Linked DNA regions of Mus musculus: region 1 is linked to region 2. A link is a loop called in an ENCODE intact Hi-C map of the cell type or tissue named here. Cell type or tissue: left cerebral cortex. All regions are shown on one strand.

Region 1 (8,000 bases), 51 kb before region 2:
TGGTGGTTCACAAAATCCCTTCACTATTAATTATACACCGAATCCTCAGGACAAAATTCTAAAGATGGAGAACAGCCCCACCCCCCTTACATGAGAATGATGGGCTTTTCCAGGTAGAGATAAAACATCATGCCCAAGGTCAAAGAACAGAAGCCAGCCCAGTACTGAACCCACCTTAAGCTGAGTGCTTTCAGATACCAACCTCGAAAGATCTGGCTCAGCTTGCAAAACCAGACATTTATAAAAACAAGCCTATGGCTAGCAGAAATTTCCTGCACCCCTCACCACCATGTGGCAAATTTCTGGGGACCCTGGGGCTGCCAGAAGACTAAGTCAGAGCTCTGACACCTGACCATGTGTGAGCATCCAAATGACCTACATCTTCAACCTGCAGAGAAGGAAAGGTCTGGCCTTGGTTCATTCTCATCTTCTATCTCTTGTCTGAGTACCAAGTTACTATGGCGATGGATTCTTGGAAGGGCGACAAAGACAGATGGATAGGTTGATGTGTTTTGCCCAAACATGCAGACACTTCAGCAACTGGGTGCTCTGTAAATGCTGAGGCGGTAGAGAACGCGCTGTCCTTCACAGGGGCTTTTAACCAAGGAGCTCCAACAGGGGACATTTGTTCTGCAGTGTGTCAGGAGGTGGTAACTGCTACCACACACAAGTGTAAATGAGATGCTATGGAATATGACCCACCCACTTCAATTAGGAGACTTTCTAAACAGGCGTAAGAATTAGGCTCCCAGTTGGACAGATCTGATTCAATTCCGGCTCTGCTGCTCGCTAGCTTCACACAGCACATGGAGCCTCTGCAACTCTGCAGGGCTGTTGGCAAGATTCAAGGTTATGCAGGTTAAGTGCCCAGCCAGCACCTGCCACAGCGAAGGCGGTCACATCGCTAACTGATGATGAACGCTGTCGGTTAATGTGCCATACTTGCCTTGGCTTCTATTTCAGATGCCGTCACACCCTGTGTACGGCTCATTTCACCAACAGAAGCACCAAGGGGCAGAGAGGCTGCTTGGCTTGCCTGAGTCAGAAACAAAGCCCATTTCATTCTCAGTAGAGGAAAATGAAGGTGAGACTCTGCTAGACAGCAAGGGCTGCCCTCTCACTTTGTCCTGACAATGTATACCTTGGCTCAATCAAGTAACATCGCTGCAGCTTCCCAGCCAGAGGACTACAGGCAAACTCCTTTATCTCCTTCAACATCAGTTTCCTCACTGGCAAATGTAAATAACCGAGGTGTCCATGCCAGAGAGCATCCCGAAGACCAAAGGGAAGGCACAGGTGCAGGTGCTTTGCAAGGTTAACAGGGACCTGCTAAAGAGCAAGGGCCTGTCTGGGGTCCTGGAAGAAGGTCATGCAATGGGCCCAGGGGGCGTGGCCTCAATGTTCCTGTCCTTATTCTAAAGTCTTTCACTAGCACACACATCATGAGCCAGGATGAAGGTACTTGTCCTGGGACCTGCTGAGGAAGGAAGGGGCCAGGCGGCCTCTATACCATGCCTCAGTAGCCTCCCCAGCCCTTTCACAGTGTGCTGTGTGGCCTACCTTTCTGGGCTTCCTCAAAGCGGTCGTTCTCCGCCAGCCACTGCGCGTAGGGCACGTAGACGTCATCCTTGAACTCCGGGTGCTTCTCACCTAACGCAAAGGCCTAGGAGGAGGAAGAGGCAGTCTTAATGAAGCGGGCCCCCTGCCACCCCTGACAATGTGGCACTTGGCTGAATCTGTTAGGGATGTCATATTTTGCCAGCCTGACAACTCAGAGGGGGAGAGCGTCTCCCCCTCCAACCACCCCCAGCAACACAAAAACAAACCAGCTCTTTGAAAACAAAAGGCAATTAACGGCAATATGCAACCGACTGGATTCAATAACAACACAGTCTGTTTCTGGACCACAGAAGCAGCACAAAATCGGAAACATTTTATTTTGAGGGTTTGCGTGGGCTCCTGTAGCGTGGCAAACAGATTTCTTTTAATTGTAGGCGACACCTAAGGAAACAGGATTGACAGCAGCGTCATCACTAGCTGTCAGAGAGGACTGAGGACAATGTTGCATGGGACTCAGTGACTGCTTCATTAAAGCCGCAGCCCACCTGCCTAGGCAGGAGAGCGGTAGACAGGGCATGGAGGGTCTAAGACATGCTAACTGCCACAGCTGGATAACCTGTGCCTTGAGGAGCTTCCAACCTGGCCTGTTTTTCTTGTCAGTGACCTGTCACCTCAGGAAGTTGAGCCACCAGGAGGGCAGACAGGAGCCAGGCTGCTTATACTTAGGTAGTGCCTTGCTATAGCTCTGTAAGAAGACTGTCATGGCGGGTGGATGGCACTAATTCTCTTCAGGTGACACTCTCTCCAAGGCACAGGCATGGACCCAGGCACAGAGGGGCTCTGCCCTAGCTGCCTAGCCAGCCTTGGCCCCAGGACAGCTGTCTCTCTGATTTGCCTGGCTGATTCTTCTCTCTGGTCCTCTCACACAGCAGTCAAGACTGGGAAGAGGACAGGGGCAGGGAGCAACTGCCCTAGAAATAGCTCTGGTAGCTTGTATCTGAAAAATACGGTTGGTATTTTCTGCCAAAATGCCACATAGGTTTTTAATGCCAGACTGGTTGCCCCTTCTTCAGAGGTGAGCCTGAGGCTGTGGTGCTGGCCAGAGGCAGCTCAGACCAGCAGCAGGTGCTGGGGCTGTCATGCTGACATATCCCTAGTGCCTGTCGTGGGGCTGGCCTAGAGCTGGCACCCTGTATCAGTTTTTCTGAATGAATGAATGAATGAATGAATGAGTGAAAAAAAATGGGAAGTTTAGTGGAAAAGGTCCTCTAGGATATTCTGGCTCAGAGACTTTGAGGCAATGACCTCCATCATGTGGACAGTTTCTCTCCATCTTAGCCCCTACCTGCCCAGCAAGTGTGCTCTCTCTCACCTCATCCCAGCGCTTGGTGTCCACATACAGCTGCACCAGAGACTTCAGGTCCCCGATCTTCAGGTAGGTCTCAGCAGCATAGCCAGGACTGTCCAGCTTCTTAAAGTAGCAAGCACACATGAGCAGGGGCTCCCGTTCAGCCTTGTCCAGCTTCCGAGCAATGTCTATCAACCTGGAGAGGTGGGGAGGACGGCTGTGAGGCCTCCGGTACCCTCAAGGGCAGGCTCTGTGCCAGTTCATTCTGCTCTGTCCAATGCTAATATGCTATGGCCCCTGGGAAGGGCTTCACAGGCAGATATGGAAAGAATGGATGCACCATCCAAAAGCAATGGCAGAGCCAAGAGTGACTGCAACTGGGGACACTGCCCATGCCGTACATCCCTGACCCCAGGAATAAAGCTATCAGGAAGCCCTGGGGTCCACTCCAGATACTGAGGTGGACTCATGAGACTCCGTATCATCTTTCTCACCCTCCCACCATCGCAAACAATGAGATGACTTGAGTTTGAATCTATGTAAGGGTGGCCCAAGACCCCACAGCAGGAAGGGCCGGGGTGCTTGTTCCAGCACTGTCAGGAATTCCCACAGGAAAGTAGAGGCTGGGGCATGAGGCTGCCTCAGCAACTGACACACTGGAGGAAGTGACAAATGTGAGCCCTGTCCTGACAAATGTGTCCTCACTCCAGGGGACGTCCCCAAGGCCCAGTCACTTCCCAATAGTGATCACCTTCCTACTGCTCGCCAGTACATGGCTGGATTCAATGTGGGTCTAGCCAGCCCAGGATTTGGGGTAAAGCAGCCCTCGCAAGGTGAGGAATCTACCCAGCCTGCTTTATGTGAGAACAGAAGAGGCTGTAACAGATCCGAATCTCAGACAGGCGGGCTCAGGAAGGCCTGTCAGTCTGCGCTTAGAATAATAATGGCACCTAAAAATAACACTGCTTAGCAGAAAAAGGACATGTTTTTAGGGGAAGGTAGCACAGGCAGCCCTCCAGAGCCTAAGAGCCCTACCCACCAAACTGACATTCCTAGGGGAGAGGTACCTGGAACTGCCAGGAGAGGGACAGAACAGACTTAATGTCTCTTCCTTCAACTTGTTAAGTGTCCCCAGGGGAACTTAATACATAGCACTTGCAAATGAAACTGAAATGAAAAACTAGTGGGAAAGGTAGAGACCATGCGCCTGCCTGGCTCCCTTAGCATCACCCCCTTTTTGAAGAGAATTCTTGGGGCACAATCTAAGATCTAAGCCTGTGTCTTTCTGATATGATTCCTAAACAAGGGAAGATTGGGGGTAGGGTAGCCACTCAGGTCCCTTGTTGTGGGGCCCACACTCCTGCCTCTCCTCTTCTCTAGGGCCTAACTATGTCATGGGCTAGTATCTGAGGACCACACTGTCACCTCCTAAACAACTAGTAGCCTTTATAAGCTCCCTCTCCTCAGGTGCCCCTTGCTCTGACTCACCTGCAGGATGGGTGCCAAGTCCTAAGATGGAACCATCACGTGGCCTGCCCCCTCCTCCATTCTTTTGTATCTAGCTCCCTCTCTGTTCCAGCTCCTCCATGCTCCCTTGGGACCGACCGCAAGTCATCACCATCCCTGCTGGCCTACTGTGTCTCCTGCCTATGCGCTTTCCCCTTCTACTTGTCTCTACCTGAAGGTTCAGCAAGGCCACTTCATGGAAGGACTCAAGAGAAGATGCCATGGTTCCTCCCAGAGAGCTGGCACCCCTGAGGGCTCTTCTTGTGCTACCTTGGTACCCTCACACTGTGTTAGGGGCTCTGAAACCACCCCTGCCAGCCTAAGGCTTAGCCCTACAGCTCTCCAGATGCTTGGTCCTTGAGGACACATTAATCCCTTGAGGCTTGATTTCCTCATTTGCCAGATGAATGTAGAGATACTGATCTGGAGGCACAAGGGATAATCTGAGGCCTGTAAGGTCAACACAGCTCCTGAGGGGCACCTATGTATGTTCCCTAGGTCCCTACGACCCCCTTCTGATACTCCTCAAAGGCAGTGCTATACCTTGTTCAAGTTCTTTATCTCCCAGAGAACCTAGTCATTTTCATGTTTGGTGCAGATATTGAGAGAAAGCATTCTTCTCTTGTTAGTTAAAAACTCAAGAGTTACCAGACTGCCGAGTGTTGCCAGGCAAGGGCTGGACCTACATGTCTGCCCAGCCATGGCTGCCACAGCTAGAGCTGAACCTACATGTCCACCCAGCCATGGCTGCCGCTGATCTCTATGGCCTTGGCGTGCTCCCCTGCTGAGATGTACATCTCCACTGCAGCTTTGGGCTCATTGATGTTTCTGGCCCAGTCGGCCTGCTTGGTGATGAGCATCTTCGTTTCTTTAGGGTCTCCAGATCCAAGGAAATCCTGAGGAAGCACAACAAACAAAACCGTTCCGGACTAGGACTTCCTGTGCCAGCATTACGTCAGCTCCAGCCAGTAGGGGAGGGAGGGCTTCACTTGGCTGTGCAAAGGAGCAGGATGCAGGAGAGCCCGGCTCTGTGTGATGACTGTGTGTGGGTTAGTCCCAGGTGTCCAGGAAGGGAGTGTGCTTCTGGGGCGCAGGGACATGTCAAGGACTGTGCCCTCCCTGTCTCCTTCCCTTCACACTTGTTCTAAACACCTCACTGACTCTGCGGGGAGGGGGCTGGGAGTGGTTAATTTGTGACCTCCACACAGTTGGGTAGAAACATGACTGTCTGGGAAATTACAAATACTAATCCTATAATCACTAGTCACACTGAGATGCCATCAGATGCCCCAGACTGGTGCTGCGCACATGGTTTAAACTTAAGCACACACAGTGATGCAGAGTTCTGCGCTTGGTCCCTTGTGCCTTCCTTTGCTGCCACACTGAAGTGCTTTTCTCATCTCTTTTCCTCAGATGTTCTGTGGCCTGAACTCGGCTTATTCTGTTGGCTTTGCCCCTAAGATATGTCTATGACAGAGCTGACAAAACACTCCTTGATTCATCCCCACCCCCTCTTTTTTTTTTGAAGCAGGGTCTTACTGTGTTGCTCTGGCTGGCCTGGAACTCAGAGAGATCTGCCTGCCTCTACCTCCCAGTGCTGCCCAGTGGTTCATTCTTAACTGAGTGACATCAGATCTTGCAGAAGGGATGACAGGAGCCACAGATGAAAGAAATAGTCCTTTCTGGGGATTCAGAGACTGGGCAGGGCCAGTCCTTTTACCCCAGTGACGGGGGTGTTGCTCAGGTCACGACCAGCTGTCTCTCTAAGTTCCCACCAAAGCGCACCAGACACAGCCTCAGAATGTTGCCTCCTTTCAGGACAGAGCTGCCACTGTTGAAGCTGCCTCAGTGCTGACACTTTTCAAGGTGGGGCTTTTCAAAATGGGGAACTGAGAGATAAAGAGCAGATCTGCATTGTGAGAAGTGGTTTGTCTTAGGAGAACATACCCTACAGAGAGTGCTCTGTGTCAACCTCACTAAGTATAAAAAAAGCATTCCTTTCCTTGAGATTAACACTCATTTGTCAGGAAAGTGCAGTCAATGCATGCAGAAACCCACTTGAACAATTAGCTCATTTCTTTTTCCGTTCGCTTTCAGGGTAATTATGTAGCCCCTAAAACCATATATTAGGTTGGTCTAAGACAACCAAATGATTCAGGAAGGGGAGGAAGGGCATCTTTTACCTGTTACAGAACAAATAAGGATAGGGTCACCTACAGCTGTCCTCTGCCTCCCCTTGGGGCAGAGAGAGAAGAGGCTGGAGCGGCCATGGAGGACACCTAGCTTGGGCTATTACAGACACACTTCCCTCTTGGCAGTTATGATGACATCAACTCTTCATGCACACAGAGCTTTCCCGCTCAGCTAGCTGCATAAGGTTAGCAACAGAGACGGGCATGATAAAAGCACAAAACTGTCCTTCAAAGGGACAAGTGAGTGCTCAGTGAGATAAAATAGGGAAAAGGTCAAAGGCCAGGGGCCACAATGGGAGGCACCTCCCCATGTGAACCATGTGGGCACACAGCTCACTGGGACAGGAGGCACACCTCCTCCACCCCAGCAGCCAACGGAGAGGCTGTGACTTAACTCAAGCTGAGTCTGAACAGTTCCTTCAAAGCTCAACCAAGTGGGGTTTCAAAGGCGTTTTGGTTCTATAAAGCCAATTTACACGTTATCTGGGGGCCACAGCAAAGACTCTGTCCTGGAGTGGACAGAAGGAGGCCGTGCAGAGTGATGAATGAGACTGAACAAGGTTCTCATACTCGGAGCTCCTGATAAGGACGCACTATGCAAGAGTTAAGAGCATTATAATCCCCTTATCACCACATAAACATGTCACTTGTCCGGAAAACATACAATTTATTTGTACGTGGGAATGTAATTTAAAATTTTTCCAAAAACCAGATTGAATCTTGGGAAGCAATTTCAAGTAAACAAAAACATGCCATGTTAATAAGCACTGTATCTCCCACCCCCAACATAATGTGTATGTGTGCACACATTTCCCAAATGCAGACTACCAAGCCAAGGTGGGATGTGTGTGTGTGTGTGTGTGTGTGTGTGTGTGTGTGTGTGTGTGTGTGTGTGTGCAGGCTTGAGTTGGAACCAACATGCTGGGAATTGTGGTCAAGAATTAAAATCAAAACAAGCCCAGAGTATTTAACTTCATGGAGACCCACACCAGATGGAGTGTATGAGCAGGCTGCACTGCTGGGTAGAAGGCCATGGGTTCAGGAAGTGCAGGTGAACGATGAAAGGAGCCAAGGGGCGGGGGTGGCCAGAGAGAGGTCTAAATGCATCCACCCTGGAGTCATGCCTGGCCCTCCACTTCCCTAGTATGTGCGTGTGTGCGTGTGTATGTGTATGTGCGCTGGAATTGAGCCCAGGGTACCTGTTCTACTACAAAGGAAGGCACATCCTTGGATGTGGATTTAATTCAGTCACACTCCTCATCTTTCTTTTTTCATATTTTATTTTATTTTATTTGACAGGGTCTCTCTATGTGCCCCTGACTGTCCTGGAACTCACTCTGTAGACAAGACTTTCCTTGAACTCACAGAGATCTGCCTGCCTCTGCCTTCTGCAT
Region 2 (8,000 bases):
GACATCCATTATTCAGAATTCCTGCAGGGTGCCACTGCTGCTATTTTTGTTTTTATAACACAGCAGTTGTTGATTTGCTAAATTAGTATCAAGTAGAGACAGCACTGCATAACAAGAATGACTATGACTTAATGCAGGGCAAGCAGGAAGTGGAGGTCCAGCTTATGTTGTGTGTGGCCAGGAGCATACCATCAATACTGGAGAAGCAGCAGCTACACTGAGTCTCACTCTAGGGGAAGTTCTGCAAGCGTCACCCATTTTTCCCACCTCCTTGCCTCCCCACCCAGGACTGGAAACTGAATCTGGGGCACTGTACAATGCCAGACAAGCCCTCGACTTCTGAGCTATGTTCCCAGCCTTCTCTTTTAGTTTTTATTTTGAAACAGTGTTTGACTAAGTTGCTCAGGCTGGCTCTGAAGTCCTTCTGCAGCCCAGGCTGGCCTTGAACCTTTGATCTTCCTGCCTCCACCTCTCAAGTAGCTGAGATTATCAGCCTGCACGACCAGGCCCTGGTACATTTCACTCATTCTTACATGGGCTTGAATGAATGACCCATCAAGGCAGGCCCTCTTTAACAAAGTCAGCAACTACAAAGAGCTGGCGGACAACTGTCAGGGACAACACTGCCACCAGTGTCAGCACACACAAATGCGTCATACTTGCTACCACGGCCTGAAAGTCACAGATCTAACAAACGTGGGGTTTGCAAGTGGGAGGGAGTGTTATAAAACCCAGCTGCAATGTGCATTTAGAATAGTTTATAGTTGTGCAACATGGCCAAATATGTGGAGATGTAAAAAACACAGCATTTGAGAAATGAGGACAGAGCTCTCCCACACAGGCAGAAGCCTGGAGAAGGAAACCAGGACAGGGAGTGAAAGGATCGAAGTTGTTTACCCTGGGGAGAAGTCTGCAGAACAGCCCAACTACAGCTGTAAGACTAAGCAGTTAGTACAGAGAACATGGACATCAGTCAGTCTGCGTATCTAGACACAGCAGAGGGGAGGACCATGTCTTAGAGGAGGAAGAGCTATCACAGAGGTTTTGGGTCAATCAGAAAGGTGTCTCTGAAGATTACTCTTATGTACTAAGACAAGATCCAGAGGGCGCCTGTGGCCTTTGAAACTATGAATAGGACAGCATTCATATGGAATTGTTTAGGGGCAACAGAGCCCAGAAGTGGAGGTCAGCCCTTTTGACTTCTCATGGTTTCTAGCCTTGTTAATTCACATTGGTCCAACAAAATATGAACTGACACCCACTCAGTTTCAGAGGCATTTTGATTAATTGTCTGCAACCATTTCATGAGTGTCTCAAAGGGGAAAGACAAATGACTCCAAAGGAGGCATTGCTCATGGGTTCCTATCTGATAGACAGTTTACTTACCTATTTTAAATAGACCATTTCCTTCCTTATTAAAAAGTAATGGCTGGTTTTTCCGCCCTTGCCTTTTTTATCTCAAAAAAAGGGGTCAAATCTCAGAGTACTTACAAGAGGGAGGGAGGGAGGAAAAAAGCACTCAGAATGGAAACGCAGACAAAATCCTACCAGCAATCTGTTTCCTGCAGCCAGAATCAGTTGTGTTCCATCAGGCTTAAATGCGAGGTCGTAGATACTAACAGGAGACAAGACAAAAAGACAATTAGGAACCGAAATGATGAGGTCTGCTAATGGCCAAGAAAGCAAACTTTATTTCCATTATGAAATGCTATGTGTGTGCTGGGGAAAAAATAATGGCTAAAAATTGTCTCTGGTTGCAAATTCCACTCAACCACCACACCTTGGCAGGCCATTCAATCATGATCTGCTCAGCAGTCAGCTCAGCCCTGGTTTCCTTTCCTCCAGAAGCCAGAAATGATTCAAAGGGTCAGCAGCTGAGGGCACGGGCTCTTCCACTCATGCCATAGAAAGGCAGGACCGCTGCACAGATATTTACCAAGTACCTGTTAGGTGTGAGGCACCAACAGATATGGTAGGGGCGTGGGCTGGCAGAGTCTCTGCCTCTAGGAATTTCCACTTGAGTGGGAAACTATAAAGCAGACACATTGGCCAAGGACTCCCATGGCACCAAGTTTAAGGAATATCCTTTTCACCTTTTAATCTCTCTTGAGTTTTTGATGTTCTTCTACATGTCAGTGAAGGACGGCTGTGTTTTGTTTGCTTGCTTGCTTGCCTGCTTGCTCTCACACTGATGTGCGTGTAACAGTCTTTATGACCAAGGCCCTCTGAGTGTGGGTGACATGAGGAGGAATGCTGTGAGACTGCTGAGGGAGCTGCACGGGAACGGGGCTGCTTTGCTCAGTTCAAGGAAGGCCTGCATTCCGACCTGGGGAAGGGGAGAGGCTCCATGAAGAACAACACAGTATAGGAATGAGGGGCAACTCCCAGGCGTGCAGAAGAGTGGCAGGCACAGCTCTTAGGAAAAGGAATCAAGAAGGAGAGACAGATGGCTCAGAGGTTAAGAGCACTGACTGCTCTTCTGAAGGTCCTGAGTTCAATTCCTAGCAACCACATGGTGGCTCACAACCATCCGTAATGAGATCTGACTCCCTCTTCTGGAGTGTCTGAAGACAACTACAGTGTACTTACATATATAATAAATAAAATCTTTTAAAAAAGGAGAAGAAGAAGAAGTAGTAGTAGTGGTGGTGGTGGTGGAGACAGCAAAGAATGTAAATACTGAAACTAGACTGAACCCTCAGACTATGTCCAAGGTGGTGGTGTGGGGGCTCTCAAACCAACATCACTGGGATTCTTGGATGTCCCAGCCAGAAGAGTCACTATTAAAGAGAATAGTGACAAGGCAGTACGTGTCCACTGTGAAAATATGGCTGGAATAAACCACATGGACTTGTCAATACTCTGAAAACACACACTTTTCATACTATAATAGCCCTTAGTTCTTCAAACACAATTTTATTTCATCTTCACAATAAACCTAACAGGCAAGGACAATTAAAGTCAACCCTCTGTTCAGTGGACTCTACATCTATGAATTCAAATAACTGTTGATCAAAAATATCTTTTAAATTTTAAATATTTTTTTTAAAAATCCCAGCACTAGGGCTTGCAAGATGGCTGAGTGGGTAAGAGCACTGACTGCTCTTCCGAATGTCCTGAGTTCAAATCCCAGCAACCACATGATCGCTCACAACCACCCATAATGAGATCTGACACCCTCTTCTGATGCATCTGAAGTCAGCTACAGTGTACTTACGTATAATAATAAATAAATCTTTGGGCCAGAGTGATCAGGGACTGAGCAAGTGGAATTGACTAGAGCGAGCAGGGCCAACTGGAATGAGCAGAGGTCCTAAATTCAATTCTCAACAATCACATGAAGGCTCACAACTATACAGCTACAGTGTACTCATATACATAAAATAAATAAATAAATCTTAAAAAAAATTCTAGCACTCAGGAGGCAAAGGCAGATCTCTGTGATTTCAAGGACAACCTGGTCTACATAGTGAGCTCCAGGCCAGCCAGAGCTACACAATCAGACCCTGTGGGTGTATATATATACACACACTCACATATGTATGTACACATACATATATGCATGTACACAAGCATGCACTCATGCACACTCAAGGGAAAGCCATGTCTGTAGTGAGCACACGCACTTTCCTCTTATCATAATTCTGTAACCGCAGAGTATGAAAGTGATTTCTGCAGCTCTGCAATGCTATCCTGAGGTGATTTATAGCACAGCAGCAAGTCTAGGCTCTCTGCAAGTCTCTATACTGTCGTATGCTGTCTAAAACAGAGGACTTCAACATCTGTCAGTTTGGTGTCTTTGGGGTTTCTGAAACAACTCCACCATGGTCATGAAAGGACAAAGTGGGCTCTGCTTTATAGACAGTAGCATGGTTCAGGCTGGGACGAAGCCTCACACACCCAGCAAACAGAAGGACCTCAGAAGCCTGGGATCCTAACCACCCTACTGCACTGCCTCTACTCGCTTGGATTATTGCCAGGTATGTCGAATGTTTTTCTCGAATGCTTTTCCAGTGGCTGACATTTATTGAGTACATTTGTTACTGCGTACAGGATACAGTGTAAATGCTCTATTGTCTAAATTCTCTCAACCTCACAACTCTAAGCCTATCTTGCAGATAAGAAAACTGCAAAGTTAAACAACTTGCCTGGAAGTAAACTGCTGCAGAAAAGAGGTGATGCCAGGTCCCAGCAGCCTGGCCCCAAAGCCCACGTGTCAACCCTCAGGCTGTGTAGCCCTCCTTATTGCTACTGGTATATGTCACGGTTGATGAAGTAATTCATAATGGCTTTCTTGCCTTCTCAGAACCACCACCACCAAAAAAAAAGTATTATCATTTTTTATCATTTCTATCATTATCTACATGAATACTCAAGGCATTCCATGTAGAATTTGGAAAGTAACTGAAAAATAATAATTGTGTATATTTCTGGGGTACAACATGATGCTTATATAATATATAAATATATATTGCAGGAAGCTAATTAACTTGTTTATCACCTCATAGACATCATTTACTGCAATGAAATATTAAAAATCTATCCATTAGCCATTTTGAAATATATAACTGTGGCCCTCATGAGGCTGCTGAAATATATTCCTCCACTTTAACTGAAGCCCAGTGCCCTCTGGTCGCCACCTCCCTTCCCCCATCCTCCTTTCTGTAGTTTTAGTACTATGTTATTTACTTCCTGTGTCTTTGTATGTTGGTCATGTGGAGAGGCAGCAAAGACTCCTAGAAGGTTCCTTGAATAAAAACTCTTCACACTTGCAAACAGTTGAGAGCTGTGACAGGGAAAGTGTATGCTAACCCACGTGCACATACCTCCCTCGGCATAATGGAGTAGAGGGGGCGGGCCCACTGAGGAAAGGAAAGGGTACACAGCCTGGCTGACAGAAGCTGAACAAAGGTCGCCTCTCTGGCTTTCCAGCTCAGCATACCACTTTCTGTATCAAATCCTGCCCAAGTTCTGCACTGTCCTTCTTCACTGTTTTGTGGTAATAGACCTGGGCTTCCTTGACATGTTTCACATTCAAAACAGCAAGTGATAGGCTAAAAGGTAGAGGGGAGCTGGGGCCAGGAAAGCTGACCTATCTGAATTTCACCCTTACTATAAAACAAGGTAGAGAGCTGCCTCCTAAAGCCAGGGGTCATGGGCTAGCCTTGTGTAAAGTGCCTGGCATCTGTGAATCTTCATGCTGAGGCATTAGCTCGGAATGGCTTTGCACCCTTCATCTAGTCCTTGGTATGGAAGCTTCTTGCCTGTACACATCTGGATCAGTCATAATGATTCTTGGACCTCTTCTCCAAGAGTTGACAGTTACTGAGTTAGTTCTACTTATATCTGTTGGGGCCAGCTCTTACTCTGGCCCAGGCTAATCTAGGACTCTTTTGTAAACTAGGTTGGCCTTGAACTTATGGTACTCCTCCCAAATGCTGAAATTACAGATGTAAACCACTTCACCTGGCATTTTGCTGTTGTTGTTTTTTACACAGTCTCATGCATGTGTAACAGTCTGGTCTGGTCCCAGCCTCTCCGTTGATGTAGCTGAGGATGACCTTGAACCCCCTGCCTCCACCACTCAACTGCTGGGATGATAGGCAGGAGTTACTTTAGGAGGCAAAGGCATGCTGGGTGCATGTGTGATAGAGAACAACTAGCAGGGGTTGGTTCTTTCCGGAGTACTGTTGGTCCCAGGGATCAAACTCAGGTTGTCTGTCTTGGTAGGAAGGACCTTTACCTACTAAGTCATCTCCATGTTTGTTACTTTATTTGGGCTAAGCCTGAACAATCTTCCCAGATGTTAAAGTTCACATTCTGGATGTCCTGAAGTACTTACAACATACATATCTAACTTGTGATTATGCAATGTCCAACATGGGTGCTGGGAACCAAACTTGGAGCTCCAAAAAGAAGAGCAGCAAACAGTCTGATGCCCAAGTCACCTCTTGCTGTACTTAGAATCTAAACAACTCAGTCTCACTCTCAAGCACCTAGCCTTCTGTATTCGACTGTTTCATAACATGCCTCCTTAATACACTTGTCTTCAACCTGAAGGCAATAACCAAGTTTTATGTTATATGTTAGACCAGGGGCCTGACACACTGATCATAACTGGCAACTTGCCAGGATTTTATGTTTAAACCCCACTCCTGGGTTTTAATAATATTACAACATCACAGACCCCCCCAAATTAGTAAGGATGCAGACTTTATCATGGACTCGCACATTCCACCCAGGGCAAATGCTCTCTCCACATGACCATCTAGCCTCAGCCAGCATACTCTAGGGCTGGAGACTTACTGCCCTCCGTCAGTCTGTGCTACCATGGCAGGCTCTTTCCCAACTTGTCCTCTTTTATGAAAAAGAAAAACTGCATGCTCAGATTTCACTGCTGAGAGATGAGAGGTGAGCCCTGCCAACTGAAATCCTCTGCATACTGAAATCCCAAGGTGCCCTTGAAAGCCACTACAAGGCATACATGCTACCCTGCTTACTCTTTCTTGTCTTCCCCCGACAATCCCATATTGAGACCCAAGACTTCCCTCTACTTTTTTTGAGACGAGCTCTCTCCTAGGCTGAAGTTCTCCTAGTCTTAGCCTCCTGAGTAGCAGGGATTTGCAATCTCAGACAAATTATATCACTTCATTAAATTTTTAATGTGGTGCTAAGAATTCTGGGCCTCACACATGCTGGGCAAGCTCTCTGCCACTGAGCCACACCCCTAGCTTCCTCAATCAATCACAATATCTCTCAATTCTAGCTAGCCTGCCTGGAATAAGGTGGGCTAGCCTGCCTGGAATAAGGTGGGCTAGCCTACTAAGGCACTGTGGTTGAGATGAACCTAGAGCAGCATATTGAAGGAAGGAAGAAAGATAAAAGTTCAGAAAGAAAAAATTAAGAGAGAAAGCATTTAGAGGTCAGGAGATAGCTCACTGGGTAAAGTGCTTGCTCTGCAAGCAAGCATGAAGACCTGAGTTTAGATCCCCAGTATTCCAAGTAAAGCCTGAGCCAACAAGTCAAACCTGTAACCCCAGAGACTAAGATGGGCAAACAGGCAGGTCCCAGGGGCTTGATGGCTAACCAGTTTAGCTTAAATGGTGAATTCAAATTCACCGTTGAACCCTTATCTCAAAAAAATAAGATTTAAGAGTACTCTTTACTCTCGTAGAGGGTATGGGCTCCCAGCTCCTACATGGTGGCTCACAACTGTCTGTAACTCCAGTTTCAGGGGATCTGATTGCCTCTTTTGGCATCTGCTGATACCAGGCACTCAGGTGGTGCCCAGCATACATGCAGGCAGAACACCTACCTACATAACATAAAAAATAAGTAATAAAATAAGGTGGACAGAAATAGAGGAAGATACCAATGCCAACCTCTGACCTACCCATGCCCATGCACAGTCAAGTTCATCTGCATACATACATGCATGCACATTCCACACACACAAAGAAAGAACAAAAGAGGGGGAGGGGAAGTAAGAGGGAGAGAGGAGATGGAAAGAATAAGTTAAGAAGGATCTTTGGGTAGGAAAATGGAGTTTTTGGCTAAGCTCCAAGGCATAATCTAAATGTTAGCAAGCCTAGAGGCAAGAACGCCAGGGGACCACCCAGCAAAAGACATGGAAGGGGTCACTCTGGGTTTATGAGGAGCAGAGCAACAGAAGCACAGTATCAGGACCTGAGTGAGTTCTTTTGCTGGATGAAGAACAGACCAGAAGCACAAGCACAGAGCAGGAGCCTGTGACTGAGTCGGGGCGGGGCTAGTCAGGGCATCTGGGATGGCTGGATTCTATCTAGGTGTGAGTTTTGTTCTGTTTCCTTCCATTACGTCAGCTGGCATATGTAGCCATCATCAGGCTGCTGGCCTACAGAATCTCTGCACCTCCTGCTCTAATAGACTGCTTCAAATCTGTAACAGCCCTAAAAGCAGGTAGCCAGTCCTTACTGGTCTTTCATTCACTTATTCCTCCATGAACACACACACATCTACTC

The links. Hi-C counts contacts between places; a loop is a spot of excess contacts. Peaks named below come from ENCODE experiments on the same cell type or tissue, not always from the same donor. Only the 100,000 strongest peaks of a DNase experiment are listed, where the experiment ranks them.
Region 1: it touches region 2 in a loop (2.4-fold over the local background); 2 of 42 quality-filtered maps call a loop at or near these places.

The regions. Positions count from the first base shown.
Region 1 is chr6:115,907,535-115,915,534 of GRCm38, reverse strand. It overlaps Ift122 (intraflagellar transport 122), which reads right to left. Exons shown (of 29, transcript NM_001167763.1): 18 at 5,144-5,310; 19 at 2,933-3,104; 20 at 1,561-1,663. Among named protein-coding and RNA genes, the nearest start is that of Rho, 20 kb to the left of the region's middle. In left cerebral cortex, a CTCF peak has its summit at 3,963; DNase peaks (open chromatin) are centred at 561, 1,920 and 3,842; H3K27ac peaks cover 2,578 bases.
Region 2 is chr6:115,856,330-115,864,329 of GRCm38, reverse strand. It overlaps Ift122 (intraflagellar transport 122), which reads right to left. Exons shown (of 29, transcript NM_001167763.1): 2 at 1,549-1,615. Among named protein-coding and RNA genes, the nearest start is that of Ift122, 6.8 kb to the right of the region's middle. In left cerebral cortex, no CTCF peak of the experiment used is centred here; DNase peaks (open chromatin) are centred at 1,565, 1,833, 4,826, 7,796 and 2 more places; H3K27ac peaks cover 2,941 bases.